Regions from separate parts of the Mus musculus genome. Here regions 1, 2, 4 and 5 are each linked to region 3. The links are chromatin loops, found by intact Hi-C in ENCODE. Cell type or tissue: heart. All regions are shown on one strand. Links, peaks and the distances in the headings refer to the core of each region. The heading gives the core; the rest is flanking DNA.

Region 1 (6,447 bases), core at 851-5,850, 1.1 Mb after region 3:
AGCTACCACTCAAAGTACAGAAGGCCAGGGAAGAAAAAAAAATAAAGGGGTGTTACTGAGTTGAACTCTCAATTTTCTTCCCATCAGTGTGATTCAGCTAGGGCAGTTATGTTTACATCTGTTTTGTATTCTGGGCTTCCATTCTCGAGAAATTCTAAAATACTAAAAACTACCTTGGAAAGAAGGTTTTAAATATGCACATCACCAGTTATATACATATGCTATATAAAGAGTGTGTGTGTATGTGTGTGTGTGTGTGTGTGTGTGTGTGCTATATACATGGAGACAGAGTAAGCAGAGCATTTGATCGCCTTAGCAGGAATACTCACATAGAGGAAATGGATACATATATAACATTGAACTGGTGCAGGTTTTCATTATCATACCATGACAGATAGCATTTGCTTTTGCTTTTCTTTTTCCAGTTGCATTCATTCCTTTGTTTTTGCAGCAAACTTCTAAGGTTGTCTTTCCATGAGAGAATATATTGAAATTAAAAATTGTTTTTTGACAGTAATCATATGACTACATTAGTGTGTGCTATCTAGACTGGTGATCAGTCAGTTTGGTTAGTCTGTATCAAGTATGTATAAACTATTGGCCAAAACTTAATTCAATTTTATGCTGAGGATGTATAAAATTACGTGAATTTAAAACTAAGGATCTGGGCCCTAATGTGTATTATAGAACTGCCACATTAAGACTTCCTTACAGTAACTAGCCAATCTTCCCTGTAATTTCTGAGGCTTGTGTAATTTCTGAAACTACACCTAAAGAAACCAGAAAATCTCACACACTTGAAACCAGCCACAGTGGGAACCCATTTGCTAGTACTATAATACAGTAGAAAAATAGTTTTATAAGATTTCATAGAAAAAAGTACAGCACCTTAAAGAGAGAGGTAGGGTATTATGTAAGACTTGCAAGGTCCATTTCTTAATAGAGTACAGAATTTTAGGTTTAAACATCAACGTTCATCATATACAGCACTGTCTTAGTCAGGGTTTCTATTCCTGCACAAACATCATGACCAAGAAGCAGTTGCGGGGGGAAGGGTTTATTCGGCTTACACTTCCATACTGCTGTTCATCACCAAGGAAGTCAGGACTGGAACTCAAGCAGGTCAGAAAGCAGGAGCTGATGCAGAGGCCATGGAGGGATGTTCCTTACTGGCTTGCTTCCCCTAGCTTGCTCAGCCTGCTCTCTTATAGAACCCAAGACTACCAGCCCAGAGATGGTCCCACCCACAAGGGGCCTTTCCCCCTTGATCACTAACTGAGAAAATGCCTTACAGCTGGATCACATGGAGGCATCTCCCCAACTGATGCTCTTTCTCTGTGATAACTCCAGCTTGTGTCAAGTTGACACACAAAACCAGCCAGTACAAGCACCTTGGAGTTTGAGTGACAAGAGAAGCATGCGTAACTGTGATTTGCTCAAAACATAGCTAGGACTCCTAGGCTAAAGTTATTCCCATTGTGATAAGTATCTAGTTCATCGTAAAAATCTTTCAAACTCTTAAATATTTTGGAAACATTTAAATGCCATATTCTCATTTTTTATAATAGCATAAACTTTAAAGTTTTATTTCTTTATAAATAAGATATATTTACACTCCTATAGAATTTTTCCAGCTCTTATGAACAAGTAGGCAATTCCAGCCCAAATCTTTTTATAACAAAAGTCATTATGACTATCTGCTTAATATCTTAAGGTTACTCCAACCACTAACAGTGATAGTCACATTTGCATAGTGACCTACAAAACTCTACACCCTACTGTTCCTACCATACCTTATCCCTCCATTCCTCATGTGTATCAAATGCTTCTTCTTATTCTAGTTCCTCTGTCCTGGTGTTTCTTCTGCATTTTCCCTTAGGTAAAATGGATGACTAATGCCTCATCTCCTGTATGGCCTTGACTTGAATATCATCTCAATGAGACCTTCTATAATTCTCCTATTGAGATGACTACACCAGTCCTTCTGCACTTTCAACACTTTTGCCCTTGATTTAGTTAATTTGCTATAGGATGTATCACCAATATACTACATAATTTGCTTATATTTGTTGCTTATTATGTCTCCCTCAAGAATATAAGCTGCATGAAGGCAGGAATATTGATGAGTCTTTTTCATTATTATGTCATTAACATTTCAAATAGTACCTAATGCCAAACAAATATTTGCTGAATGAATAGACTGATGCAGTTCACAGTTTGAAACTGTGTCTACAGAAAATCAAAGGTCATATCTAAAGGAGTGTTAATCCTCTCCCTGTTTTTCTGGCTCTTTCAGTGGGTTCCATTGAAAATAGCAATATATAAAACAACTAGTGTATTTTTAATTCCTGACATTTTCTTTTGGTGCTTCCAACAATAAAATTCAAAAATTACTATTTGGTAACTAAAAGATGATCAATTATTCTGATTCTAGAGACATGTATAATTTGAATTTAAAATGCTCACCAAAGCAATCTAGAATGTCCTGACAACGAACTCTATTTATCATCTTACTATTCATGTCTCTTATTAAAAGCATCGCATGTTCCCTGTTATAGTATTCTAAAACACTGCCACAAAATATAAACATAAGAATCTACTATGTGGGAATTTATATGTGTGTATATGTTTATGAACAATCACACTCAAGTTTATTTTAAAAAGTACACTAACCTAACCTAATTCATATCAATAGTGAACATATCTTTCAACTTCTCTCAACAATTATGGTAGAGGTATTTTGAGGTACTTTCATTTTTTTCTAATCCTTTGTATAAACAAATAAAAACATGGAAGAGATACTGGCTGAGCCTGAAACTTTAGGTGGTCACTTCATACAGTCAAGTACTGTACATCTCCAAGAGTACCATAAATATCATACAAGGATTATGTTGTAAAAGGCTACAGAGAGTCACTTCATATGGCCAAGCACTGTACATCTTCAGAAATGCTGTACACTGTGCCTCTCCAGGAGTGTTATATATATTATCTATAAGTCATGATATAAATATTCCAATGTAATGACCCCTTTCCTTGAAGCTATGCATATTCTGGATCTGTTCAGAGTTATTTAGCCTTGATTAAAACAAAATTCAGTGAATATTACTATAGGGAAAAACAAAAACGAAAAAATGTCCCTAAAATTTCAAAAATCCCAAGGTAACCAATGATTGACAAAAGATCAATAGATTATGAACTTATTTTCATGAAAATAATATCTTCAAAATGTTTGCCACTCACTAGAAGATAGAGACAATGTTAAAGACAGTTGTCTTGAAATAAGTCATAGATCCCTACCACTGAATATAGACTTTGTTGCTGTGTGAGGTGATTTTGGACATGAACACAGTTTGATACTATAGTGATCTTATAGCACCCTCAAGTGGATTAAACTAACAAAATTTCCTTTCCTGAAACTGTTAGAATCCATTCAAAAGGACTGTTGGGATGAAGCTGTGTCAACCTTTTCTCATGGCTTATAGTTGGAGGTACTCTGCTAATAGTGGCAATAAGTGTTTGAGGCTGATAATGAACAAAGTGACTAAATAATTTTTTTTCCTTAGTATTTCTCACTCTTCCTTGAGTCACTCCAGGGTAACTTTGAATTGAGTGTCAGATACTACACAACAACCTATATGGCAGCAAACAAAACTCTCAACTCTTGTACCCTATTCTTGACAATGAAGTCAAATGACCCACTATTGGGAGAAAGATTCAGACATATCTTTGAACATTTACATATAATGAAGCAGGGAAACAGAATAAGATACACACACTTATTCATATATACTATATAAAATGAAGAACTGCCTCACATGATAAACAACTATGACAGGTTAAAGGGATTGAACAACCTATAATATGAAATCTACAAGCTCTAGACCCAGGAAAGCTAGTCAGAGTCCACAGGCTAGAGAATATGCAGTCATTGATTTAAATTCTACTCTGAGGGGAGAAGAAGATAAAATTAGATGTCCCAGTTCAAGCATTGAAGCAAGGAAAAACACAAATTCCTTTTTTCTCTGCCTTGTTTCCTTTTCAAGCTCTCAAAAGATTAGATGACACCATCATAGTAGCCTATGGGACAATTTCATTGCCCTTAAAAATATATATATATTCTATAGTTTGTCTATTCTTCCTTCCACAGAAGTCCTGATAACCAAAGAACTTTACTGTCTCTGTAGTTTTTCTTTTTTGAGATTAACATCAGTTGGGATAATTCAGTATGTAGCCTTTTCAAATTTGCTTCTTTCACTCCTTCATACGTATTTAAGTTTCCTCAGGTTGTTTTTATCATTTGGTTATTAATTTCTCCTTAATGCCGGTGGAACAGTAATAGCCCAGGGTTACAAAGGAAAGGCCAAGTAAGCTTCAACCCTCAGATACCTCAAATATGAGGAAAGCAGGATTTGGCTATCTCACCCTCCCAACCTAGCACCATAAAGCCAGCTCCCCCAGTATCAACCCTAGTAAGAATTTATTACCCTGACAGTTATCAGGCCTCATTCCTTGTTTGACCTTGTGCATGGGCGCACATGCACACACACACATACACACACACACACACACACACACACACACACACACACCCTACAGTCCCTCAGTATGTAGATGAAGCATCTTCCAACAGCCCTGCCATAGTCAATGATACACAGTTCACACAAATCTTACCCCAAAGACCCTGGTCACCTCCCTGGAAGCATAAATACCCTACCCACAATAAACCCAACTCAGTGTCATTGCCAACACACTCATAGCCTGCCAAGATCCTGTGCTGCATTCAAAAACACCCAGCTAAGCTTCCCTCCCTCCAGTCCAGCTTGGTGAACAACAGGCCTGGCTACCAAGAGTGAGAAGCAGACACAGGGCAGCAAATTCTGAATAATAAATATCCTATTGTCTGATGATACCATAGTTTACCCATCTACCCATGGAAAGACATCTTAGTTTCTAATTTTTGAAAAGTATGATTAAAACTTGTATATATCCATGTGTAAGGCTTTGTGTGTGAGTAGATTTTCAGCAACCAAGGTAAGCTGAATGTAGTCACTGGGTTTTATGATGATAATGTTTTGGGATTTGTGAAAGCACTACAACTTTCCTCAAGTGGCTGCACCATTTAGCATTCAAACCAACACGGGAAGAATTCTGTTGCTTCATATTATCACTTATTGCCAGTGTTCTGGAGTATGGTCTAGTAAGCTTCAGTGGTGTCTCATTGTAGTTGTAATTTGAATTTCCCTGATGCAATATGATGTAGCACAGGTTTTCATATGTGTATTTTTCATCTTTACCTGTAGAATACTGTCTTGATTATTATATTTTTATACTAAATCTGAAGTTCTCAGGTTATCCTTTTCATTTTTTTCCTAAAATAAAAAACTTATTGTTGTTTTCTCCCAACATACATAAGTTGATGTTTTGGAATTAAAGAATCCTTTTTCTTTTGTTTTATTTGAGATATGTCTTCCTGTGTAGTCCAGGCTAGTCTTGAGCCAGCATTCCTGTTGCCTTGGCTTCAAGTTCTGGGATTTTAGGTGTGAACCAACCACCACCATGCCTGGCTTGAAACTAAGGGTTGATTAATACCATTTATTAGTCTCTGTCTTTTCTTCTGCCATTTGAAAAATGAAGAGGTATGAAAAGGTTAATAAATGTTTAAGTCAAAATACTAACTTTAGAATTTGCATTATCTAAGTGTGTGTGTGTGTGTGTGTGTGTCAGCATTTTACCATTCTGTGCAATTCAGAGGGTTAGCTGAAACCACATTCTTTCCAGATTACTTTAAAAACATGAATGTAGGCATAATGTTTTTGTGCACTGTGTAAAGGTTATCTTTGTGTTATTCAAATGCTGATTTCTCTGCCCTCATAGCAGACTTGGCATTCAGTCCAGACATGCCATTGTAATGCTTAGGTCAAGAATCTCCTGTTCCAAGTTTATGTAAACAATTCTCACCATTCATTCTCTGCCTTGTTAATAAATTTGGATCACCCAGTGGCTGGGCAGAAGAGAGAATAAGGTGGAGCATCTACCAACCAGGGTTAGGTATGGGGGTTAGGAGGAGCAGTTTCAGATTGCCACAAGGTGGAGAGGGTCCAGGGAAGACACCATGAGAAAAAAATCTAAAGCCCAAAGAGCCAGATCAATAATAATAAGCAAGTATCATGGGATGGGATGGGAGGTAGCCAGATTCACATAGGTGTTACTATAAATCATTTAACTGCCCAGTATTGAGGTGCAGCTCGAAATAAATCTTGGTTTCTGTGTGGTTATCAGGGACTAGCAAAGGTAAAGGAACACAGCTACTAGGATAATTCACTGTTTACATTTACATTAAAATAATTCATTTTACACATGAATAAACATGTTATTATCAGTTTGACTATATTAATGAATATCCAAATTGATGACTAAATATTTCTCTGTGTGTCTATGAGAATATTT
Region 2 (6,447 bases), core at 462-5,461, 150 kb after region 3:
TCTCTGTTATAGATACTATCTGATGACATTTTAGCTTTGGGATTCGTGGAAGCTAACAGTCTACTAAGAATACATTGTAAAGACCTTAATAGTTCCAGGCTGTTAGGTTAGATGTATTACAAGAATGGTCAACGAATGTCTTTCAAAGGAACTAAAAATAGCCCAAGATAATTTAGCTCTGGTCTGTTACGTTTTAACTCTCCATAATCTTTTAAGTTCAGTCATTTGCTTGTAGAATATGTAACTCAGGTACAGCTTTTCTTTTTCCTGGGACCTTAAGTTCACAGATGATATGAGTCTGTTCATTTGGTAGCTGTGTACCAAGCATGTCAGACACTATTCTGTTACTTGTAGATACTGTCTACATGGAGTCTCTGTCTTCGCATTTTAGTATGGGCTTTTCAGTCACAGATAATCATGCAGAATTATATAAGAGTAATTCCAGCTAGCAATGGAGGTTAAGAAGTTGAGCCATCAGCAGGGAACTGGGAGGGTGATGGTGAGTTGCCCAGTCTGGGGAGGAGGCGTCCAACAGACCTGAGAAAGTTACCAAGCATCTGGAAAAGAGACAGTGGTGGCCTGGTCTTGAAGCAGGGGTGAGGATGATGAGTAGCTAGAGCATCCTGGACAGGGTAGAGAGCTTACAAATGAGATCAGAGAAGTGGGCAAGGAGACCAGAGGTCAGCCTGGGCTGTAGAGTGACAACACCCTGTCTCAAGTCACAAGAAAACAACACCAAGAAGTAGAGAGAGTGAAGAGGCAGTGAACTGTGGGAGTGGAGGGATGACATGTTAATATCAGATGTCAGAGTTAAGGCTAGTACTGTTTGGTTAAGATTGTGGTCTGCTGGGAGAAAGGGTAGCCAAACTGCGACAGCCTGCAAAGTTTCAGAACTCAGCTTTGAAGCCAGGCTAGGTATGAGTGTGTGTGTGTGTGTGTGTGTGTGTGTGTGTGTGTGTGTGTGTGTGTGTAGTGGCATCTTGGGCTCCAGCACTTACTCATGGGTACCTTGGATGCTACCTAGGAAAATGGCACCTCAGTTCTTATTTCTCTCATAGGGTAATGACAATGTTAACCCCTTGGTCATAGGGATGTAATGAAAAATTCCTCAGCCACACAGGAAGCCTTACCTCAAGAAAGGTAGTTAGGGTAGATGTCATTGCTGATACCTTCATTTTGAAATGATTGACATGATTCCCATCACTAAAGGAAAATGTTATGTAAATACTTGCTAAGATAATATAGCAGATCTCTATTCAAGACGGACCATCCTGAGGGCTTGGCCATGACTCCAACGAGGACAAGTAGAGATTTTTAACCAAGAACATGGTCAGGCTTAGGGAAGGAACATCATTGTGAGGAAACATCGTTCTGAACAAATTCCAGTGAGATTATTATTGATGTTAGGCCATAATGGTCTGTTACTGAGGATGGGGACTTTCAATAGAGTGATAGAGTGGAATTCACATGCAAGAAAAAGACTCTATGAAGACAGAGAAGGAAGTCTGCAACTGAGTTAGGGAGAGTTTAGGATATGCCCATCACTTTGGCTAAAGAAGAAGGCTGTCAATAACCTTACCTGTTTTGCATGGGGCAGGCTCTTACAGTATAGTACAAGAAGGCTGGCTTTGAACTTGCAACCTTCTTGCCTTAGCCTCCCCATTTGCTGGATGCCATATGTCTTTGAAGCAGTGATTGTGGCAACATGGTTTCTGATATGTCCGGGTGATGTGGGGGACTGTTGGCAGAATGCGAAATGTTAAGCTTGTGTCTCAGGTGAGGAGATTGGCACATCTGAAGGGTGCTACTCTAAGGATGGTGAAACCCATTGATGGAAGCTTCCTGATTTGGGGATAGCTCGAGAGTCTGCTCTGAGGGAGGAACTCAAGAAAGCCTTTCCTCAGCTGGATGGCTGTAGAGTGACCACTTGCGTCTGTTGTCCCATTTCTATGTGGTGACTATGCTGTTGTCTCCTAGGTATGTAGGAAACCTCCCAAGGATATTTGACTACTCACCGTTAGATCCAACGCAGGACTTCAACACACAAATGTAAGTGCCCAGTGCTGTGTTTTAAGTTTCTGGTGGGGTGTTTGCATTGGTTACTGCTGAGTTGAAGGCAATTCTTTTTTCTTCTTTATTTTCTGTATTTTTAAGTGTTCTAGAATGGGTGTGTGTTACCTTTATAAGAAGAGATTAATAAAGTTATAAAGTACTGAGGAAACTTTGACAGTGGAGTCAGAATACCAAGCTGTTTGTGAGGAATCCGGATAGAGAGCAGCCCCGCTACAAGAACTCATGGGTCATCTTCACATCTCTTTGGGAAACAGCAGTGGCCTCTTTATTGTTTGTCTCTCTCCTGGCTAGGACTAAGTTGGGACATGGCCTCCTCTCTGGCCAGTACTCGAAGCCTCCAGTGAAATCTGAGCTCATTGAACAGGTGATGAAGGAGGAGCACAAGGTACGTGTCCCCGAATGCCAACTTGACTTTGGTTAGTGATATGGGATTCCACGGGTTGGCAAAGGGGCTGTTGTAAATTCAGTGAGCTGTCAGGATACCCGTGAGCTTATACTTACTGAAGGTAGCATACCCACAACATTCTAAAGTAATGAATGGTCTATCCAAGTGTGGTTTGGTGAACCAATGCGTTTCTTGGAGAGTACTTAGAGGGTATCAGAGTTCCCACTGTCTTGGGTCGCACAGGGGCCATATGTGTGCCCTCATTTGTGATTTTCTTAGGCAGAGCTGGAACTGGAAGCACGAAGCTTAAAAACTATCCCCTTCCTCCCATCCAGTCAGGGCCCATTTTTTATTTTATTTTATTTTTTTAATTTAATTTTATTTTTTGCCAAGATAGAGTTTCTCCATGTAGCCCTGCCTATCCTGGAACTCAGTCTGTAGACCAGGATGGTCTCAGACTCGAGTAGATTTGCCTGCCTCTGCCTCCCAAGTGCTGGGAGTAAAGCTATGCACCACCACTGCCCAGTTTGTGGGTTTTTTTTTTAAATCTTAAGTTCCAGATGTTTTTGCTAGGTCCCCTATCTCCCTCCTTTCTTCTCTCCATCTCTTCCTTTCCACTCCTTCCCCACTCCCTTTTCTTCCTTCTAGAAAGACTCTCCCCATGTAGGTCAGTGCAGTATAACTTTTCCTGCAGAGATACGAACAGCATATACTTACTGAAGGTAGCATACCCACAACATTCTAAAGTAATGAATGGTCTATCCAAGTGTGGTTTGGTGAACCAATGCGTTTCTTGGAGAGTACTTAGAGGAATCAGGATGAGAGAAGTATGGATGCCACAAAGCCAGCCCACCCCAGCAAAGGCAATGACTTGGGCAAGCAGCATCCCTATAGCTAGCTCTCCAATTTGCTGAGAGTTCTATTGAAGAGCTTCCTCTCCCTCAGACTTGCTCATTGCTTATAGAACAGTTTTCTAAGTGTTGAACCTTCCTGAGTCTTGTTAGTTTCTTGAGTTTCCTGACGTTTATCGGCCAACCTTGATGAACTCTTGATGCTCCTTTTCAGCTTCTAGAGTGCTTGCTACAGATTCTCTTTTGTTAAACCACAGCACATGGCTTTCTCAGCCCCTCCCCAGAGCTGAGGATTAGCAATTTCTGTTAACTTCTTGCTGTTGGAAAGTTAAGAGTGCTTTCCCAGCATGCTTAATCAGGGAAAGGTAGTTAGCTATTTGCTAATTGATACACGAATTGAAAGTTGAGCTTGATGGATCTCCATGTGCACCCTGGGCTGCTATTTACTCTCTGGACTTCTCTGTTACACAGCTCCAGAGGGGACTGCTTACAGCCTGCTCTTTTTTTGATTGGTGTCCTATGGCAATGTGCAGTGCATGGTCTGGTCTGTGTAGCTGGATCCAGCATGCCTTGTGTTTATGGCCACAGACATCCTGAGTGAAATCCAGACCTATCTCTCCACCCACTGTTATCTCTTCAGAATACCTGTGTTCACCTGTTCACTTAGGGCTCAGGCCTGTCCCATGCTGGGTCTGGAGTTTGAGAGCTCTGTGCTCCCCAGTTAGGTCAGCTGTCCTGAACTACTAGGGTAATTTAGAGCAGAAGTGAGACGAGAGCTCGTGCTTGGTCATATGGAGCCAGCTGCTGGTGGGAGGGGGAAAAAGAGCGAAAGAGGATGCAGGGAGTGTATCCACATAGGTATCTGGATGGGGAAAGGAAGAAGGTTAGGAAGAGGGGAGGGAGGGAAACAGATGCTTTGCTTAAAGAACCCAGGAGAGTCAAGGGGTGGATAGGGAGAACACACCTTCTCAGAGCATCTTGTTACCCAGCATTGCAGCAGAAAGCCTATAAATCCACCAGACCATGAGGAGGCCTTCACTGCGGACACAGTGGAAAGTGTGTTTGGATAGGGGTGGATCATCCAGGCTTCTTTCTCTAGCTTCTATGAAAGTTTGAGGGAAAGATGATTGGTTTTTTTAAAATGTGTTTTGATATCATTACTCTGGGACATTGTACAGGCTGTGCTGGGCCTTCCGTAGTTGTCGTAGGGGCAGCCTCTGCCTTGTCTGGTAGAGACAAGGAGTCTAGTCCTGAAGGGCTGTGTGACTGAATACAGCTCATGGAGCCACAACCTTCAGATGGCTGCAGGTGTGTGTGTTGTGGGGAGAAGGGGCACTTTCAAGAGTTTGCTCTCTAATGATGGTAAATCTGTATGTATTTTATGACCATTTTTGTGCTTTTAGAATCTCCTTATTTGAGGAAGTGTAAACTCTTCAGGTTAGCAGTGTCTGGATATAAAACTGCATTTGGCTATTATCATGATGTCCTTGATAGGCAGGTGGGAACCTCTGCTCTGCTTGTCTAGGGTACGACTGCCTTACTCAGGCCGTATTTGGCTGATGAATATGTTTTCTTGGTTCCGACATAATATCCAAGTCCTCGTCCCTCCGTGGCAGCTGGAGCCCACTGGCAGACCTCCTGTACATGGAAGGGCATGATTCCCAGCTGACTCCAATCCCTGTGACTTGTGATCTGTTTAATGTTCCTGGCATGTGGGTTTGTGACCTTTAGTCTAGATGACTTAGAAAACCCTTCCCTGCAGTGTAGAACCAGGACCCAGTGGCCTTGAGAAAGGATCCCAAAGGGCTTGGGATATTTAATTGGGAGAGTGCTGGTCTAACATGCTTGAAATCCTGAGTTCTATTCCCAGCCCTGTGTAGACTGAATGTGGTGTCACAGGGCTGTGATCCTACCACAGAGTGTCACATGTCCCATGGAACATCAGGGAATGGAGCCAATAACTGAGACAGACTGAAGTCACATACAACAGCCAAGTTTATTCAGAGCATCAGACAGTTTAGACTCTGAGGGTTAAGGGAAAAAAATCACATGAGTAAGGTTCTCACAAACTCAATCTCTATCAATTACAAGGACAAGATACACTTGGCAAAGATATGTTTTCCCACAGAGGTATATAAAGTATAGTTTAAACATCTAATTGGATAGCAATAATGAGTAATCTGACGTAAACTCGCACTTCCTGGGAGGAGCAGGAAAACACATTTCAAGAACAGTTCTGTGTTTTAAGGAAACCGAAGACATAAGGCTCTTGTCTTGTTTTCTTGGAGTTTTCTCACAAGCACTCATAAATTTCTTCACATGACTGCATTACTGGACTTTGTTTGTAAACAAAGGAGTTGGAGACAGGAAGATCAGAAATTCAAGGTACATAGATAGTAAGCTCAAGGCCAACCTGGGCTAAATGAGGTCCTACTCTAAACCAACCAACCAACCAACCAACCAACCAACCAACCAACCAACCAACAAACAAAGTTAAAAGGAAAAAAAAAAAAAACTCATGACCATGGCCCTCCCTGGCAGTGGAGAGCTCTTGTCTGTGGGGGGGGGGAATGGGAGCAGGTCTTTGGTTTCACATCTATACAGCTCCTGTGACATTCAGGGTAGAGGTTGAACTGAACGTGTGTGTGTGTGTGTGTGTGTGTGTGTGTGTGTGTGTGTGTGTGTGTGTATTTGTTTTGTTTTATTTTGCAGTCCTGGGCATGTCCTGGGTTTTAAGCAGTTTTTCAAATAGACCATAGCTCCAAGCAGACCTCTCTACTTTTATTGGCAGTGGAAAGGTGGAGGGAACTATTTTCTGTTGGTAGCTCATGTCACACCATGCCCGTTGAGAGCCAAGCTCTTCTTGCACGGAAACAGAAATCCATGCAGAAAGGTCTTGCAAAGGTGGAACACTGTGGACTTCGGAGTTGCCTCAGTCCATCTGGTGCCTGTGCAGCTGCTGTGGACAAGTGTGTGACCTTGCTCCAGCACTTGCTTGGATGGGCCATTTCAAGTATTCAAATCACCAGCCAGCTCAATAGCCTGGGCTTTTCACTTCTTACCTCTGCCTTTTGTCTTGTATCTTGGTTCATTTCTGATAGATATGTATCGTGATATCAAATCATCTGCTACAGACCA
Region 3 (6,447 bases), core at 787-5,786:
CTTTCCTTGACAACGTGGTATGAAGTAATTTACACTGGAGAAAAGATGTGACATGTGGTGTGTTCTTATGTAACAAACTAAGAGAAGACCTGCAACTGAACACAAGTAAAGAACAAAGTTTATAACGTTCAGTCTTTATTAGCAAGAAACATTTGTTTATTACAATGTCAAAAATTCTACACAGGATATTTACCCCAGTATTGGTAAGCTTTTTAAGTGCATGAGAAAGTATTTTTTATTGTACAGATGGCTACCCTATAGTTTCAGACAACAGATGTACATAATTATATATGTCTATCTTTTTACTGTTAGCGCATGTGTGTGTGAGTACGTGCTTTCACGTGCCATGACACACATGTAGCGGTCAGAAGACAACAGGAGTGCTGGTTCTCTTCCACCTCATGGAGGCACAGTCTTTCTCTTTTATGCTGCTGTGCTGAGTATTCAGGATAGCAGGCCTGAGAGCTTTTATGTTGCTGTGCTGAGTACTCAGGATAGCGGGCTTGAGAGCTTTTGAGTGCTTCCTCCTCCTCTCCCTCCCGTCTGGGCCCAGGAATTCGGGAATTGGATGGAGATGCGCCCAGTCACTGCGCCCAGTTTTTACTGCTTAGCTTCCTTGGCTCAAACCGAGGTCACCAGGCTTGAGTGGCAAGCACTTTTTACCTCCTGAGCCACCTTGCTGACCCCACAATTATATTTTAGAGTAACAGTTTTTAGGTGCTTCCTCCACTGTAGCAACTAAATTTATGAACAGATCAAAACCATTCTGAACGTCAATGTGGCAACATTCAAAAGGCTCAATGCTCTCTCCTTTAATCCCGGAGTTCTGTGTCTGGAAACTTTTACACAATAGACACAGACACAACAGGCAGGAGCTCACCGGTGAAGATATCTACAAAGGCATTAAATTTGGTATTAAAGAGTTACATTAGTTACATAAACATACCATGCTTTATAGCTGCATGAAAATCTTATGCATAATTATATATATATTTAGAAATTATGTTTCTAAGAGCACTTAATGAACTGATAAAATGATCTTAAAACACAATGTAAAATGTTTCACAAGTGCTGTCTTCCAAACCAAGAGTATTTGACTGGAGTTTATGTTTGTTTTCCTGTGTACTGAGGATTAAGCCCAGGGCCTCAGGCATGCTAGGTACTCTACCACTGAGCTATGTCCATGACTCCTGACTTGAAACTAATTATGAAGAAATAAACAAAGCAAAACAAAACAAAACAAAATCCTACCCCAAATTGCCAGTGTGATGACAAAGGAAAAAAGAAACACTGGACGAATGGCAACTATTGCACTAAATGATCCTTCACTGGATCCTGAAGCAAAGAATGGAACTGAATGGAGACAATGAAGCGGAAAGAAAAAAGGGAAGGGATTAGTAGAGCAAGTCCTATTTTTATTTTGGATTATATGCTAAATAATAACACTGTATTCCACAGTGTGACCACAGGGTCATACTTAGTAAGGCAATGTCCTTGGGTCTATGATTGAATTTTGACCTCTGTCCAACAGTGCAGAAAAAGAGCATAAATCCAGGGATCTTGAAAAATGTGACAACTGTCAATGACTGGCTACTATGGGTTAAGGGTATATTTTGACTATTACTCTAATAATGTTTCTGTTGTCCTGGGGAAATGATGGAAAATCAAGTGTATACCTGCAACATTAAAAAAGAAACGGCAATGTGTTCTATGAATGCATAACTGGTTTTACTGTCTTCAAAATATTTTGCCTCTTTTCTGAGTGATAGGTATTCATTTTTTACAAAACACACACACACACACACACACACACACATACTGAAATAATTTCATTAACAAATTTAAGGTTTATGTATCTGAATGTTTTCCCTGCATATATGTGCACCATGTGTGTGCCTGATACCGTCAGAGGTCAAGGAAGGCATCAGATCAAGATAATGGAAGACGAAATCATTTATTCAAGTTTGCCACCCTGATCAAATTACAACTCTGCAAGGTTTTAAAAAGCTAATTTGCAAAGTTAGTGTAATAATATAGAAGAGACTGCTTCCTTCAATTAATCTGCTCTCTACTATTTCTAAAACTCGGCTCCCTGTTGGCAAGTGTCAGTGAAGAGTAAGCTGTCATTCTCACACTCGCAGACGCAGCTTCTGTTGCCGTAGCTACGCTCATCACTTAACATCTGCCGGACAATCTGTGTACAAAGACGCCGAGGGAAGCCTTCCGTTCACAGCTCAGGACTCCTCGGAAACCTCCCTCCCAACCGACCCAGCCCCAGGACACTGCGAGTCCGAGGAAGCACCGAGCAGCGGATGCTCCCACCGCCCGCGGCGACAGAACGCAGGAGGACTAGTGCGCCAGGATAGGCGACTGCAAGGTCACGCTCTCTGCCTCCGCGGTGGCCTGTCTAGAGCTCTGTTGCATCCTGCAAGAAGCGCCCAAAGGCGGAGGCAGTCATTTCTTCTCTCACCACTTACCCCGAGTGAGCAGCGTCCTTGGGATTTACTAGGGAACAAGCTGCCTTCAGGAACGCTGAGGCTCTTCTACAAATACCCACTAGACTGGTCGCAGCCATGTTTCTAATGGAGACCCACAGTGTCGGTGTCCACGAGGTCACTTCCGCTGGCGGCGTGAGGCAAGTGAAGCAAACAGGAACAGGCTTTGCCCTTACTAAACATGGCCGCTCCCACGGCTCTCGCTTCAATCTCCCAAGTCTGCCATAGAGTTTACAGGGCTCTCTTTGGGCGCCCCACCTACAATGTCGTCACTTTTGTCCGCCAGCGCCTGCCTGTGAAGCTCGCAGGAACGGGCCGCTGCCCTCACTCAATATGGCCTCCTCTAGCGTTCGCCCTCACTGGTGGATTGTCCCTCCCGGCTCCCTTAGCCCTCCCCACTTCCTTCCGTGGCCGGTGTAGCCATGGCGGCCATGAGCCTGCTGCAGCGGGCTTCGGTCTCCGCGCTGACAGCGCTGTCTTGCCGCCGCGCTGGTCCTAGACTCGGAGTCGGAAGTTTTCTCACGCGGAGCTTTCCGAAGACTGTCGGTGGGTGGCGGCCTCGGAGACGCGGGTGAGAGGTGGGAGGGCTGTTTCCAGGTGACCTTGGGGACCTCCGAGGGAGAGAGCGGGGACAAAGTCGGCCTGGGGCTCTCGTGTGAAGAGCTGCTGCAGATCGGATGGCCTTGTTTAAGCTCAGCGTTTGCGAAGCGCCTTGCCACGCCATGCTGGGCGCTGCTCCCTCGCTGCCAGGCTAGGCAGGCATGGAGCTGCTGCCCGCGTCTCCAAGGGCAACTGCACACACTTCGTTGTTGAGACAGGGTCTCGGGGATCCGAGGCTGCACTTGTCCCGGCTCCCGAGGGCTGGGATTGCAGGCTTGCACTGCGTCGCTGGGCTCAGGGCAGAATCAGGGTGCGTGGCACCTGCAGCTGGTTCCAACCCGCAGATAGGAAGTTGCTGAGAAGCGCACTGAAGTGAAGGCTGTCATGGTGTTCCTAGGCACGAGTGTAAAAAGGCTCCAGGTGACAGGCCCGTTAGGCACGGTAATAACTGTGTCCGTGGACCTCACAACATCATAGAAGGCCACGAAAATATTTTATGTTTGTTTTTTTTTTTAAAAGACTAGTGCGAGTGAATGTGTAAAGTTGGGTTCAGCCCAGATTGTATCTGCTGTATGTTAATGCAGTCATGCTTTTCATATGACCTGCGGGTCGCGACCCCTTCATAGGGGTCACCTAAGACCGTAGGAAAACACAGATGTTCACATTGTGACCCATAACAGTAGCAAGATTACAGTTATGGAGTAGCAGTGAAAATAATTTTATAGTTGGAGGTCACAACACAAAGAACTGCATTAAAGGGTTGCAGCATTAGGAAGGTTGAGAACCACTGTTCTCTTAGAAAGGAGCCTAAGAGGGGTAAAGAGCTCAGGTCTCAGGACAGTCATAGAGAGGGCCTTGGTTAGAGATATACAATTTGCCTTGTCTAATATAGAGAAAGACACACACACAAATTGCCCTAAAGCCTATTATATTGAGGCAGTATGCATAGGGACCTTCTGGAACATGCTGGAAAGGATCAGTGCATTTAAAATACCCAGCAGGAATTTACACTGAAGGCAGACTCCATGTGCTGACACTTCTTGGTCATATCCTTTTGACATCACTTTTTTATTGTAAATATCCTCAGATACACAAGTAGAGATCCCTTGAACCCTTCCCCAGAAGTGCTGACTGTAGTCTAGCTGAGCTGAGCTGAGACTCCGTGGTCCCTCTCTTCCTGGACTATTTCTCACTCCTGCAGTTCCGAGAGAACCACGGGGAGCCGATGTCCTGTCCAGAGAGAACAGGGAGGGCCTACTCGAGGCTGTTCCAAGAGCGACTGTTTGACTGTCGCAGCTTTCACTGGCTTATGAGTCTGCCATTGCTCCCTGAAGGTTTTCCTCTCTTCCACCAGTTCCTTGGGCAGCCCAACAAGATGGCTAGGCCCCTCTCCCATCTTCTTTTTCTGGAGCTGGGCTGCCGAGATTCAAATCTTGGCTGCAGAATTTAAGAGCTCTATGACCTTGAGTCAACGCCTACTGGGAGCTAAAGTGGAAGGCACTTGGTCATGATCTTCATTTCCTTTTCCGGAAGATGACCATCTGATTGACGGAGATACCTTACAGAGTAGTTGTGAAGCCCTTTGAGTAGGAGACATTTTTAGCACCATGCACCTAAATTAGAAAATACACACAGCATTAAATTTACCCTTTATTTTATTTGCTTATTTCTTTGGTACTGCTGATGAAATACAAGTGCTTGCTTATTCTAGCCAGGTGAGGTCTTTCCTCTGGGCTACATCCCTAACCCTTCTTTTTGTCTTTACTCTTTAAAATTTTGAGTCAGAGTGTCATTGAGTTGCCCAAGCTGATCTTGAATAGACTCTGCATTGCGGGCTGGTTCTAACCTTCAATGCTCCTGCCACAGTCTTCCAAGAAGCTGGTAGGTTGTTGCTGAGCGTCTGAGAGGTGGAATTCCGGTCCAAGATCTTGTCATTGAAGAGGCCCTTGCAGGGCATCAGCCTCTCTTCTCTGCTTCCCAGTCACTAGAAGGTGGCAGTTTGTTCTAACACATACTTCCATCATGCTTTGCCACAGGCCCAAAGCAGCAAATCCTCCAACTTGCCGTGGCAGAAAACACTGAATCTCTTTCCATTCTAAAGCTAATATCCACAGATATTTCTCAGGGTAGAGGAGAGTGGATCAACAGATCTGTGATCACAGTACTGTGAACTCAGACGAGGAGTATAAATATAAAATGAATATGGCAATCATCTTAACATGGGAAAATGGCAGTAGTGTGTGGGCTTCCAGGTCTCCCTGGATATAGGGCTTTTGGGAGAACTAGGTGTTGAGAGAAGGAGAAGATGGTGATCATGGCTTAGTTGGGGTGGAGAAGGGGCCTTGACACAACTAAAGTGCCTGTGCATGTAGAGGTCAGAAGACATCTTGTGGGAATCAGCTCTTCTTCCACTGTGGGATCTGGGGATCAAATTCAGGTTATCAAGCCTTGAAACAAATGCACTTCCTTCCCAGGCCACCTCACTAGCCCTTTTTAGAATCATTTGCAGTTTGTCATTGATAAGTGATGAAAGACGGACAGATGCAAGGAAGTGGACTTAACTTTTTGGCCCAAGGAATTCAAATGATACTTTTAACTGAAAATTTAGAGGAAGATAATGAGTGAATGGCCAGCTTTTGATTGTTTGAAATACCAACAGAAAGCTGCTACCATTGTCTTGCTCAATCCTGGCATCAATGACAGTCAGGAAACTAAATAGCTTTCCTGAGTGACTTGCATATTTAAAATCATTTATTGGAGGGGGCTGGAGAGATGGCTCAGTGGCTAATCGTGCTTCCTGGTCCTCAGAAGACCTGGGTTGATTCCCAGGGCCACAGCCTATAACTCCAGCTTCAGAAGCCCATGTCCCTGACCTCCACAGGCAACTCCATTCACCTGTATATATACACACACACACCTAAAAAATAATAAAAAACTTAAAAATCATTTTTTGGAGAATTGGTCTTGTAAGCTCTGTTCATCCTAATGTTTTCAGAATGTGAGCAGATGACTCTCCACTTCAGCAGGGAGACTTCGGGGCTGTGGGAAGTTAACTGCTCTGAAGTACATTCCAGGATAGTTGGTGCGATAGCAGTCATCAGGCATAGTTAATAAAGAGTAATTGTTAAACAGTTGAGAAAGAGGAAGCATTTCTCTTTGTTAACCTCGTTAATGTAATGCAGCCAGCCCTACCTTTCTTCTGTTGTTCAGTTTTTGTAGCATGAGGTGTTAATGCAGGTCTCGCTGGGAGCCCTAACTGGCCTCGAACCTACAACTTTCCTCTAGTCTCTGCTCCCCAAGTGCTGGCTGCTTTTTTTGTTTGTTTGTTTTTTGTTTTTTATGTTTGCTCTAC
Region 4 (6,447 bases), core at 850-5,849, 81 kb after region 3:
AAGCCTCTTTGACTCTGGTGTGTTCTACAAATATCTCTTCCGGTCATTTGTTTTGTTTTGAGATGGATTCTCTTTGGAGCTCAGAGTGGCTTGGAATTCACTGTGTAGCTAATGCTGGCCTTGAATTTATGGTATCTTCAACCTCTAACTGCTGGGATTCCAGGTGTGCAATACTACTGGTTCACAGTCCATCACTTTAGTCTGTGTTGTTCTATGAGAAGGGTTGGTATGCAATGCAGTAACCTAGCAATAGCCTTCAACTTCTGTACTGACTATTGAACCTGAGATGTTTTTATAACGGAATTAGTTAATTCTTGTTATGTGTGTGTGTGTTGCTACTTTGTGTATGTAGCAGTCAGAAGACAACTTTACAGAGTTGATTCTGTTTCTACCTTTATGTGGGTTCGGGGCACTGAACTTGGGTCATTAGGCTTAAGCAGCATGCACCTTTACCGCTGAGCAATCAATCTCACTGTACCCAATAAATAGATTGAAATAGGGTATCGGGCTCAAGGCTATAATCTCAGCTACTGGGAACACCGAGGCAGGTGCGTGGCAAGTTCAAGGCCAGTCTGGACAACACAGTTTTAAAAGGTGTGGGGACATAGCTCAGAGGCAGAGTATTTGAATTATTGTTTCCCCAATAGTAGCAAGCTCTCGGTTTCAATCAGACAAGCAAAGGGAAACAAAACTATTGGAACCACATAGAAAAGTAAAGGATGGTAAGGAGTCCCCTTGACTTCATGCTTTCTGTTTCTCTCAACAATCTTGACAATTATATAGCTTGCACATTTTCTAAGAGACATATGGGGGCCAAAAGGCATGCACACAAGTGTGTATAGGACCCTCTCAAGGACTGGAAGGAAGGCCCACCAGGACACAGTAGCTGGCCAACCTCACGCACATTCCTGGCTTTCACGCACAGAATTACTTTCTGTTTCCATCTAGTAATGTGGCTGATGACAGTGCAGAGTGACCTCATTGCTTTTAGAGGTGCTCTACAGTAACTGCTTCCCAGTGAGGGATCTTTTCTTAGCTCCCAGTGTCCTGTTATATACCATGCTCCAACAAGTAGCCTACCAAGATGGAATTTAAATGTGGTGTAAGTATCACCCAGGATACCCCTTGGAAAACAATATATACATATAAAATTAAGATCAGTGTTACTAAATTTCCTTCCAGAATGCACAGGCCTGAAATCCAGCAGTGGGGAACCAAATGGGGGTGATGGGTTGGACTGGGGCAGGGGGATCACCAGGAGTCAACATCAACTTGGGATTCAAAGTGACAAAAATAAAAGTAAACACCCTTTCAGAGATGTGCAGTTTTTGTTCCCACCAACAATGTGTTTGAGGGTGTTTCTCAAGCCTGGACTAATTTGATAGATCTTTTATCAGCTGCCAGATGAGAAACAAATCTCACCGATTTGACTTTTTGTTTAATTCGAGATTGGATATTAAGCTTTCAACATTTTAAATCAACTTTCTTTCTGTAGCCAGTTTGTGAACAGGCAGAGATCCTACTAGATAGGGAGGAAGCCAAGTGTAATGTGTGTAATTCTTTGCTCTGAAGCAATGTGAGGCAGAGACATTTAGTGACATCACCAGCGACTTTCAGGATAGTCTTATCTGGAGAGACTTACAGAATGCTTTGGATCTGCACCTTCTCGCTGTCACGAAGAGCTATGCCCTGGTAGTAGGATACACATAGTTAGGGAACCTCAGTGGAATAGCCGATGTAGGATGGGTGGGTATTTACTTATTTATTTTAAAGACAGCATCTCATGTAGCTAAGCCAAGGCTAATTTTGAGCTCCTGTACCTGTTTCCACCTCCTCATTCCATGGGTTATTTATTTATTTACTTTTTTTTTTTTAAGAAGATGATAGACATGAGAGTATACGTCACGAACACGCTCTATTTGCATATTATTAAGCCCCCCCCCCCATTATTTTATTTTGAAGAATCCACAAGCAAGGGCAGAACATGAATCCTCAAATCAGGCTACCGAATGTTCGAGAAGGGCCTTGAGTCATAGGACGGCATTGTAAAGATGGAGAAAAATAGACATCCTTATCTGGTTGTGTGGGGGAGGGGGTAGAATTCCTACAGTCTACCCTTGCAACATATAGGGAAACATACCTCTTCCTTCTCCAGGCCTCGATGGAGTCTAGTATCTTTTACAGAGCTTTGCATGTTTAAAAAAAGTGAGAAGTAAGAATCTAAGAGAAGGCGACTCCTGAGTCCCACCCACCCCTTTCCGATCTATGGGGAGGTCGCGCTGTGCACCGCTTTTTTGTGCGGGCTTCCCAGGACCTGATCCTGGGCAGTTGGGGATTACATCCCCGAGGGGCCATGGCGGGTCGGGAGGCGTGCGTGGGGACCCGGGGCCTCCCTGGTTCCCACTCCTGCGTCCCCGCCCTCGCGGCATCCCCCTCCCCGGCGCTGCGGCTGGCGCGCGCCCCGCCTGACGCTGCAGCTGGGCCGGCGACTCGCCATTGGATTAAAAATAGCAGCTCCCGCCCGCCGGCCGGCCGGGGCAGAGGCCGAGCCTCCCGAGCCTAAACTGATCCTCAGCCCGCGCGACCGCCGCGTCCAGGTCCTGTTCTCCCGCTGCGCCGCGCTCCTCCCCAGGCCCGCTGCGCTCCGCGGTCATGCAGCGCCGGGGCGCCCTGTTCAGCGTGCCGGGCGGCGGCGGGAAGATGGCTGCAGGGGACCTGGGCGAGCTGCTGGTGCCTCATATGCCCACGATCCGCGTGCCCAGGTCGGGGGACCGCGTCTACAAGAACGAGTGCGCCTTCTCCTACGACTCCCCGGTAAGGAAGATCCACGGCGCAGTTGCGCAGCCAGCCTGGGAAACGGGGTGGCGCACAGGGCAGGGGACCCGATGAGCTGCGGGCCCGGGACTTTTTCCTCCTCCTGCTGCCTCTCCTCCAGCTTTGGCTCCCTGGCACCAAGTGAGCGCCTCCAGGCTGCTGCGGACGAAGACTGGGTTCCCTGGGCCCTTCGCTCCGCTAGCCTGTGGCTAGGATGCCAGGGCCCCAGTCGTCAGTATTCTGCCCAAAGCCCCAGTATCGAGAAAGGCAAGCAAGAGTTAGTCCAGGGTTCTGAGCTGTTCTCGCGGGCGACAGAGGGTGGGGACGTGGTAGGTGAGAGTCCCCTAGCCCGCGGCACGCTCAGTCTCTCTCTCTCTCTCTCTCTCTCTCTCTCTCTCTCTCTCTCTCTCTCTCTCTCTCCTTTCTCTCCCTCTCCTAGAAGCCTTTTTTTTTTTTTTTTTTTTTTTTTTTTGCCCAGGGTTTCCCACTGCGGGACAATGCTGATGGACTCTGAGCTCGCCTCTCTCTCCATTTCCCATCCCATTCCTTTCTGGCTATTGTCAGGTCCGGTGGTCCCATTAGGGCAGCAGAAATAAGGGGTCTGCCGCTGGCTTATTATGGCTCCCTAAAGCCTTACTCAAATCTTTCCCTTCTAAGTGAGTCACTGGGCTGACGTGCGCTATGTGAATTATTAAAAGTTCACTCCTGATTCGTGACCCCGCAGGAGGAGGGGAAGTTAAGAGACATCCTGGCCTTCCACCAGGGAGGCTGGGGGAGGTTTCCAACCCGGTGGGTTGTGAGGTTGTGGAAGCTTGCGAGGCAGAGGCAGGGTGAAATGCCCCCTACAGTAGTCAAAATGGGCTTCAAAGTGACTCAGCTGTCTGGCGGCTATCTGCCTTTTTGAGGACCAGGTTATTTTTATCCTTCCACTTTGGATCTCATATGTCACCCAGCAGATCTTGGGGCATCGTGAGGTGCATGGGTTGGAGGGAGAGACAGGTTTCACAGAGGTTGTACAACATATATAGTTATTAGGGGCTTCGACCCTAAAAGAGAGGCAAAACCTCAGAAGTTTCTTTTCTTTTGTTTCTTTTTCCTTTTCTTGTCTGGGGTTGGTTGGCTTGGGATGGTTAGTGAAGCTTGTTTTGTTTGGTATTTCATTGTGGTTCTGGCGTTATCCTCTTCTCTGGGATTGTTTAGTTTTTCTCTTATGCTATTCCGGTTGATCTGGGGATCAAACCTAACTAATTTGTTAATTATTTATTTTTCATATCTTTAAAAAAGACCCGGGTAGAGTGGAATGAAAGATTACATTTAACAGTTGGCACGCTTTGAACACATTACTCCCGGTGACTGTCAGCACGCCATTGCATCCCATCCCCTACAACACTCTTGGAAAGACCGTTTTCAGGTTGTGTGGACCCTGTTGGGTAGGCTACATGAACCCCCTCCCCCAGGGTGGGGCATGGCTAGTGTCTTAAGCTGTGGACAGACTACAGACACTGGAAGGTGGCTTAACTCCTCAGGACACATGTACTGGCTAGTTTTGTGTCAACTTGACACAGGCTGGAGTTATCATAAGAAAAGGAGCTCCAGTTGAGGAAATGCCTCCATGAGTTCAACTGTAAGGCATTTTCTCAATTAGTGATCAAGGGGGAGAGGCCCCTCGTGGGTGGAACCATCTCTGGGCTGGTAGTCTTGGATTCTATAAGAGAGCAAGATAAGCAAGCAGGGGAAGCAAGCCAGTAAGGAACATCCCTCCATGTCCTCTGCATCAGCTCCTGCTTTCTGACCTGCTTGAGTTCCAGTCCTGACTTCCTTTGGTGATGAACAGCAGTATGGAAGTGTAAGCCGAATAAACCCTTTCCTCCCCAACTTGCTTCTTGGTCATGATGTTTGTGCAGGAATAGAAACCCTGACTAAGACAACACATAAAATGGCTTTCTCTATGGTGAACTGGTTGCTTCTCAAGCTTTGCTGGTAGACTGGTACTGGAGAGCAGGGGTGAGGACAAGTCGCTTGTTGAAACCGGTTTCCACAGATAGGCTCTGGGTCTCCATGTGCCAGTCAGTGCTCTAGAGGCTTCTTGTCCATGTACGTGATGAGTTCATGCGTGTTGCCATGTTCCTTGGGGGAGACTGGTTCTGCTTACAGGCTATGAATCATCCTATTTCATTATCTGTATTTCCGGGAAGATGACGAGGGTTTATAACCGATCATTTAAAGCATGGTGCCTGATAATGAGAAGTTTTTTCTTGGGGGACTTCAGCAGTTCACTGAGGATCCAGTGTTTTTTTTTTTTTTTTTTTTTTTTTTTTTTTTTTTGAGCACCTAACTTAGTGCCAGCTCACACATGTGAGAAACACAGTTGGATGGTGTCAAACAGAGCAAAGACTTTTGTTCATATGTGTTGTGGGGCTTTGTGGGGAAGGTCAAAAACAGTTACATTGGGGTGGGGGTGAGGGTAGACATCCTCCTTTCCGATTGTTTTGAAAAGGCTCATAGCTAAAGGTGATAGAAGATATTAGAATGGGTGGATATTCTAAGGGAGAGGAGTTATATGGTCCAATACGCAAAGCACAAATATCTCCTTCTTGTGTGCCTATAATGTATTGCAAAACAAAAAGGCCGATTTGGCAGAGTGTGGTAGTTTTCTAGCTGCTAACATAAAATCCCTACAGGAACAGCCACCAAGAGACAAAATTTAAGTTGGCACGTACAGTGCAGTCCATGTTAGAGGGGAGGGAATGGTGGAACAGTTAGTAGTGTGCGGCCACTTAAGGAAGCAGAAGGCTCAGGTCAACATGAGAAGCAGATATAGCCCCCAGTGACCCATTTCTGCTAGGCAGACTACACCAAAGGTTCTGTTACCCCACCTTTTAACAGTACTACCACCTGGGGCACAGCACAGGGTGGGGTGGGCAACAGGGATGGACTCAAATCATAGCAGCAAATAAGATGCAACTTCAGAACCAAGAAAGGAGTAGAAAGAGGATCTTGAATTCCGAAAAAGTACTTGAATATATAAATATATATATAAATCAATTATACATATATATGTACACACACATATATGCAATTTTTTTGTCTTGCTGGTGTCAGATGTCCCCATACACTTGAGCAGAGACCCCCCACAGTAGTAGGAGCTGGGATTTAACATGTTAACCTCATACCCTAACATTGAACCTGATCTTGGTGTAGGTCCTTATACATGTTAGACAAGTACTCTGCCAGTAAGCTATATCCCCATATATCTTTTTATGTCCTCTATATCTTTTTATAATTTAAAATAGGCTCTCACTGAGTTGCCAAGACAACTTACTTGAAATTATTCTGAACTCTGGACTGACCTTGAACTTGAGATATTTGTACCTTAGTCTCCTAAATAGCTGGATCACAGGTCTATGCCATCAGCCCAGGCTTAGCAATCTATTTTATTTTTAAATGAAATTATTTAATTGATTAACATGTGTGTGTGTGTGTGTGTGTGTGTGTGTGTGAGAGAGAGAGAGAGGGAGAGAGAGAGAGAGAGCGCTGGACCCACATGAGTCATGGCTTATTGTTGAGCTAAGAAGACAACTTGCAAACAGAAAAGGAATCTTTCCTCCTTGTCCATGGTGACACTTGACCACG
Region 5 (6,447 bases), core at 770-5,769, 170 kb after region 3:
GCTTGTGGGGGAGTGGGGGTGGGGGTTAGGCTTGATTTTTTAAACTACACAAAACAAAACAAGGCCAAAACCTGGCCCACAACCATGTCAACGCAAAATCAAAAACAAAAACAAACAAACAACCACCACCCCCAATAAACCTCCAAAATAACAAACCAAAGCAAAATAAAACAAAAGGCCCCATTCTTATTTAAAAAGTTTGAGAAGGTGCACATGCAAATGAGCATTAATAGCATTCATTCTGTTATCAGCTGTCTTTCCTTAGGTAAGTTTTGTTGCAGGAGCTGTTGAGTGTGTGTGTGTGTGTGTGTGTGTGTCTTTGTCTCTGTGTGTGCATGCATGAGTGTGCATGTGCCATGCGTACAGGCACACACCTCTTTCTGCTTGTGGAAGTCAGAAGACAACCATCTCTCACCTCACTGAGGGAGCACTGGGTGACTGAGATATATCACTGCCTGGCTTTACATAATTTGGGAGTATCTAAACTCAGATCCCTAAACCTGTGAGGCGAGGTCTTCATCCAAAAGCCGTCTCCTCGGCCCCTATATGCTTGTTTCTATGCTCAAGAAGAATTAGTGTTGTATCGCAATTGTTATTATCTAAAGTAACCATCCTTTAGAAAAGAAGGCTAGAGCTACTAACATACCTACTACTTACTGCCTACCTAGGAGCTTGGGATGAACCTGCTATCAACTGTTTTCTTTCCAGACTACTCTTGTGTTTTGAGACAGGGTCTTGCTGTAGCCCAAACTCCCACCCATCAGTTATCACATTTAATATGGTCTTAGCAGTGCGGGGTAAGCTCCAGTGGTCTCCCGCTTTAGAGATGGGGCAATAAAAGGAGAAGCAGTTGTCCAGTAAGTGGCATGCTTGTGAGATTAAGCTGGTCTGATGGCACTCAGGGATGGCACTTCTATCCTGGGTTTACCCACGTAATCCACCGAGTCCACATACAGCCATGCTTAGCAGTCCTTATGTACTTTATAGTTTCAAATGCTTGTTTTGGCATTTGGCAAAGCCAGCTAGTGAACTTCTGGGGATTTTTTAGTTTTAATTTATTTTTTATAATGTAGGCTGTGATGCTGCTGGCATTTTGTTAATGTCAGTTTGAACCTTCCTTTTGTTAGACCCTGAGCCCGAAAATCCAGAAAAAGGCAAAAGGCTTGTATCCTTGGTGACCAGGTGGGGTAGTGCATACCTGTGATCCCAGAACTTGGAAAGCTGAGGCAGGAGGATTGGCAAGCTCATGGCCAGCCTAGACAACAGAGAGAGTTCAATATCAGCCTGGACAGCATAGTATATCTCTCTATTAAAAACAAACAAACAAACAAACACAAAGAAAGAAAGAGTGGGCTGATCTAGGTAGGCCTATAAGTCAGGATGGACCAGACATAATGGTTCTTTACATCAATGCTTCTCAACATCGGGGTTGAGACTCCTTTTGTTGAGAGAATGACTCTTTCACAGGTTCAAATATCAGCTATTCTGCATACCAGATAGTTACATTCTGATTCATAACAGAAGTGAAATTAGAGTTATGAAGCAGCAATGAAATAACTTTTTGATTGGGGGTCACCACAACATGAGGAACTGTACTAAGGGGTCACAGCATTGGGAAGGTTGAGAGCCACTGCTCTAAAACGATCCTGACAGGCTGTGTCAGGGAAGCCCGGTATTGTTTGGAGCATCCATTTACCTACCAAATATTACAGCTCATTCTAGGCAGAGTGCTGGACAAGACCCCACTCCTGTCCAGTGTGGCTGTGGGGAGAGTCCCACTTACACTTTGTCACTTGGGAGAGAGGAGCATAGTGTGGGCCCCAGAGCAGACTCTCTCCATCAGCTGGAATGTGACCTTGGGCAGCTAACGCTCCTGCCAGTGCCCCTTTTCCTATCTGTAAAGCGGGGATAACAGAAGGGTTTTATTTATAGAACTGATGCCTAAGGGAGCTGAACAGAATAGATGCCTTGCATGTACCTGTCAGCAGCTGTTGTCACTGTCATTATTGTGATCTTTTGTGAATGTGTGTGCGCATGTGCATGTGTATTTGCTGTGGGTCATGAGGTTTGCATATAGTTGACTAATGGCATTTTTGGTGCACTTACCAGAAAGGGGCTAGTACTCTTTTTGACTTAGCCAATTTTCAATGCTGTGGAGTAGACCATGTTAGTTATTGCAGCTTACATTGTTTTTTCATAATAAGATGTCTTCATAACATGTGAGTCTTAATTGTAATGAGTGAGCAGTGCTAATAGACATTGTACAACTGCCAACCCATTTGCAAAGCCCAGTTTAATATTGTCAGATTTAACTGTAACTTGATGTCCGCGAACTCCTGTTACTGAGTGGAGATTCTTATTGCTCTTGAGACAAACCTGAGATATATGTGGAACAAAATGCAGTGTGGTTGAGTTTAAGATATTTTTGAATGGTTGGTAGTTACCCACTACAGAGTCATTCCTTAATTGTTCCTCCACCTTCTGTCCCAACCTCCAACTAATCCACTGCCCATACCTTATTTTCACACAGCTCTTTAGCATAGAGTCAGCAACTTTCCTGGCTCCAGAGTCACCATTTGCATACCATTGATTTAATGAGATTACCCCAGATTTGATATTAATGTGAGAAGGTCTGGGCAGAGGAGAGGCCTCAGTGGTAAAGACTGCTGCTTAGGAATGAGAGCTTGCCTGTGTGGGATCTGGTGTGGCTTGTGCAGAAGCAGAGCACGGTGGGCATGGCTGTAAACATGGTACTGGGATGAGGACAGGGGCACATCCCGGGCTCCCACTGGCTAGCCACTCTCATCTGAGCTCCAGGGACAGTAGAGACTGTCTCATAAAAGTAAGGTGGAGAGTGAGAGAGGAAGAAACACACCCACTGATTGTTGACCTTTGATGGACACATACATGAGCATCTCTCTCTCTCTCTCTCTTCTCTTCCCTCTCTGTCTCTCTCTGTCCCTCTCTGTCTCTCTTTGTCTCTTTCTGTCTCTCTCTCTCTCTCTCTCTCTCTCTCTCTCTCTCTCTCTCTCTCTCACTCTCACACACACACACACACACACACACATACACACACATACACACTCACACACTGTAGCTGAAAGATAACTTTTTTCATTAGTTGAAAATGCTATAATAGCAGGTGAATTTTGTTGACTTTCTGTAAACTGGAAGTCTTGGCTTCATTTAAATGAGAATGATATATATTTAGGCTTCTCAGGCAGCCAGAGAACCCAATTGGAGGGACTGTACGTTTCTTCAGAGAGCCAGGATAATCCTAGATCAATCCCTTTGCAAGGCTGAGCTCTCATAGTTGCCTTGCATTGAGGCCTGTTCTCATCTACTGTCCTTCTGAGGGAGAACTTGAGACAGAGCAGGGAAGATACAGGTCAGTGACAGACCAGTTCAGTGTCCGAAACTTTAGGGATGATGGAATTCACTCCACTTCCTCAGTACAGTACAGTCTGGTGTGTCAAGGGGTTTTCACAAGGGCGAGAAAGCACTGAACAACCCTGACAGCACATCCACGAGTAAGATCATTTCCAGATGTAAAACGAGCCTCAGAGGGGCCAGAGATTCCCCCGGATCTGGAGTAAATTACGAGCCTACTGAAGACTTAAAGCCATACTTCTCTACTCTTTGCCCATGGTCAGCCCTGTGCTGTGTCTACTATTCTGCACCAGAGGGCAGCAATACATTGGAGTTTGTTCAGACCTAAAAAGATGTGTATCAGATAGAAGGCAATGGCTCTAATTCAACAGTGAGGTTTGGAGGAGAAAGCTCGGAGCCTTCTATTTTAAAGGGGACCTATTGTACCATCTCTGGCTCATTGTCTGTACATGATTTTAGCCCAAAGGCTGGGAAACAATGTGGCTCTTTGTCTGTTTACATAGACAGGCAAATAGAAAGAGGTGCTGGAAAGACATAATTGGTGACCGAATGAGTGGGATTCGGGCACTGAGAGGCATGGATTTGATGTGCAATTAGAACAGTCAGTGTGTGCATAAAAGTGATAAAGCCAAGCCTAGAATACTCTGTATTTCAGTTTGAAGTGAACTCAGAATTAACTCAGTGTTAATTTAAAAATGTCAAGTTCAGGGGCAGGAGCACTTGCCGCTCTTGCAGAGGACCAGGGTCTGGTTCCCAGGACCTACATGGTGTCTCATAACCACAGGTAGCTCCAGTTCCTGGGGACATGACCTGCTTTTCTTAGGTCTGTGGACACAGACATGGTACATATACACACGTGCAGGCAAACACCCATACACATAAGCTAAAATCTTTTAAAAGATAAGGCTTAGGTTTAGATAGAGAGAGCTAGCTATAGGACCCGTGCTACCCGGGATCCTGGTATTCAAAGAGACTCTGTAATGGTCAGCCTCAACCCGAGTTCTGGCAACCCTCCCTTGCACCAGTCCACTGCTGTGAGACAGTGATGCCCAGGAGGAGTGAGGCTGGCTTCTCTGCACCACGTAGGGAATGTCACAGACATGGTGCGTGCTTGACTGAGAACACACACAGATACATACACAGGTAAAAACACTCCAAGAATGCTGGGAAATCAAGTGGTTTAGGCACACTTTCCAGAGCACTGCAGCAAAGCAGTCACTGTGAGATAGCTGCACCCAGTGATTACTGTGTCCCCAGTCAGCATTTTCTGCGGCAGAGAAGCCAGGGGGTTGGAGCGAGTGTGCGAGTACCGGTGTACTGACTGTTGGTTGGTTCCTTCTCAGGGCAGTCCTTGGCATTGCCAGGAGCCCCAGACAAAGCTGCCTGTGAGCCATGGACAGCAATAGCCTTTCTTTTCTTCCTTGTTTGATTGATCTCCTCCCCTTGTGTTTCCCAGAACTTCTCGCTTTGCCTCATTCCCTGAATACTTGGTAGTGCAGATAAAGAAGTTCACTTTTGGTCTTGACTGGGTTCCCAGAAAATTTGGTAGGTATCCTTTGCATGCTTTCGCTTAAACTATAGAGTGAGCCACCTAACCAGACATGGCATGTGAAAGAGGCTGTGGGAACGTCTGCCCCGTCCCTTCCACCCCATTGTTTCCTCTGTTACTCCCAGGTTTCTCTGGACCCAGAATCTAGGAGAAACACTACCATAAGAAACACCATATGCTAACCACACCCTCACCACTGAGCTCTGGGAGGATCAGGTTCTCAGAGGGGAAGTACACTCCTTGCGACAGCGCATCTCAGAAGTTACTGTGCACACAGGTCACCTGGGATCTTTGGAAAATGCAGATCCTGATTGGCAGGTGTAGGTGGGCTGAGCGACCATGTTTCTAACCTACCGCATGGTGTTGGCATTGACAGTCCAGACGCCACACTTGTAGTAGTAGGTAGCTGGAGGTATAACTTCCTCTTAGCACCCTTCCCTGCCTCTGAGATACAGCAGTACTATATGTATGTGATATTCATCTAAATCATACACATTTTCCTCCCAACCACTTGGAAACATTGGATTTGGACAGTTGATAGAAGGATGTGGTTTGGGCTTCACTGGCTGCCTTTTCATCAATACTCAAGGTCCTTGGTCAGTGTGGGAGGCCCATTTTCCAGATAAGGCATAAAGACCATTTCCTTAGCCACCAGGGTTGAATGTGAGCAGTCTTAAGTGACCTCCAGGCTTGTGCAAGGATTTGCATCTCACTCCGTGTAGCTTCTCTAGCAAGGACTTCAAACTGCCAGTCTCTTACAGACTTGTTTTTGGGCACTTACACAACAAAACGATGAAAGCCTTAAGAGTCATCCAAACACGGGTAGAAGGGGACCTGGAGACAGAAGGAAGAACAGCCAGCATGATTTCTGAGGAGGCCTGGTGCTGGTGGGCACAGAGTGCCAGTTTATCACCCTTTGTGCTGAGCTATTCCCAGTGCCCAGGAGACCCTTGATTTTCTTGCTGGGAGAGTTTAGGGAGCAGAGGGGGTCTGAGGGCAGGGTGCTGACCACTCTGTTCTCCACTGGCCTCTGAGAAGGTTGAGATACTTGAGAATTTTGACCCATTCAGGCTTTGGATTGCTGTGGACGGGGTTTTTGGTTTGTTTGTTTGCTTGCTTTTCCTTTTGAATTTTTGTGAAGGAACAAAAAGGAAGCCGGATTTTATTGACCAAGGTTTAAAGGAATCTCAAGGTAGGGCCTGGATTTTTCTCTTAAGGAACAGTTGTGTCCGTTTTGTGAATCTGACCTTGTGTTTAGTTTTACTGGTCCTTAAAATTTAACTCTTCTGTCTTAGCTTTTGTTCTTGGGTTATTGTTTCATTTATTTGTTTAGTTGTTTTTTTTTTTTTTTTTTTGAGACAGGATCTTATGTAGCCAAGGGTAGCCTTGAATTCACCTGTGCAGATGAGGGTAGCCTTGAACTTCTGATCTTCCTGCTTCCATTTCCCAAGTTCTATGTTTACAGGCATGTGCTACCATGCCCAACCTGCCTTGTTGTCTTAAATAGG

The links. Peaks named below come from ENCODE experiments on the same cell type or tissue, not always from the same donor. Only the 100,000 strongest peaks of a DNase experiment are listed, where the experiment ranks them.
Region 1: a loop joins it to region 3, with 5 times the contacts of the local background. A loop is called at or near these places in 15 of 42 quality-filtered maps.
Region 2: a loop joins it to region 3, with 2.6 times the contacts of the local background. A loop is called at or near these places in 4 of 42 quality-filtered maps.
Region 4: a loop joins it to region 3, with 4 times the contacts of the local background. A loop is called at or near these places in 10 of 42 quality-filtered maps.
Region 5: it touches region 3 in a loop (2.7-fold over the local background); 4 of 42 quality-filtered maps call a loop at or near these places.

What each region holds. Positions count from the first base shown.
Region 1 is chr3:33,787,808-33,794,254 of GRCm38, forward strand. No RefSeq gene overlaps it. Among named protein-coding and RNA genes, the nearest start is that of Ttc14, 9.2 kb to the right of the region's middle. In heart, for the core only: a CTCF peak has its summit at 3,383; no DNase peak of the experiment used is centred there.
Region 2 is chr3:32,884,131-32,890,577 of GRCm38, forward strand. It overlaps Usp13 (ubiquitin specific peptidase 13 (isopeptidase T-3)), which reads left to right. Exons shown (of 21, transcript NM_001013024.2): 9 at 1,978-2,049; 10 at 2,365-2,458. Among named protein-coding and RNA genes, the nearest start is that of Usp13, 70 kb to the left of the region's middle. In heart, for the core only: no CTCF peak of the experiment used is centred there; no DNase peak of the experiment used is centred there.
Region 3 is chr3:32,734,165-32,740,611 of GRCm38, forward strand. It overlaps Mrpl47 (mitochondrial ribosomal protein L47), which reads right to left and starts at 2,591. Exons shown (of 7, transcript NM_029017.2): 1 at 2,478-2,591; 2 at 1-95. The coding sequence starts at 2,575. It overlaps Ndufb5 (NADH:ubiquinone oxidoreductase subunit B5), which reads left to right and starts at 2,899. Exons shown (of 6, transcript NM_025316.2): 1 at 2,899-3,041. The coding sequence starts at 2,918. In heart, for the core only: no CTCF peak of the experiment used is centred there; a DNase peak (open chromatin) is centred at 2,727; H3K4me3 peaks cover 3,390 bases; H3K27ac peaks cover 1,570 bases.
Region 4 is chr3:32,815,059-32,821,505 of GRCm38, forward strand. It overlaps Usp13 (ubiquitin specific peptidase 13 (isopeptidase T-3)), which reads left to right and starts at 2,568. Exons shown (of 21, transcript NM_001013024.2): 1 at 2,568-2,814. The coding sequence starts at 2,653. In heart, for the core only: a CTCF peak has its summit at 2,860; DNase peaks (open chromatin) are centred at 2,523 and 3,673; H3K4me3 peaks cover 2,693 bases; H3K27ac peaks cover 2,586 bases.
Region 5 is chr3:32,906,727-32,913,173 of GRCm38, forward strand. It overlaps Usp13 (ubiquitin specific peptidase 13 (isopeptidase T-3)), which reads left to right. Exons shown (of 21, transcript NM_001013024.2): 14 at 4,847-4,935. Among named protein-coding and RNA genes, the nearest start is that of Gm34153, 62 kb to the right of the region's middle. In heart, for the core only: a CTCF peak has its summit at 3,684 (motif pointing right); no DNase peak of the experiment used is centred there; H3K27ac peaks cover 2,630 bases.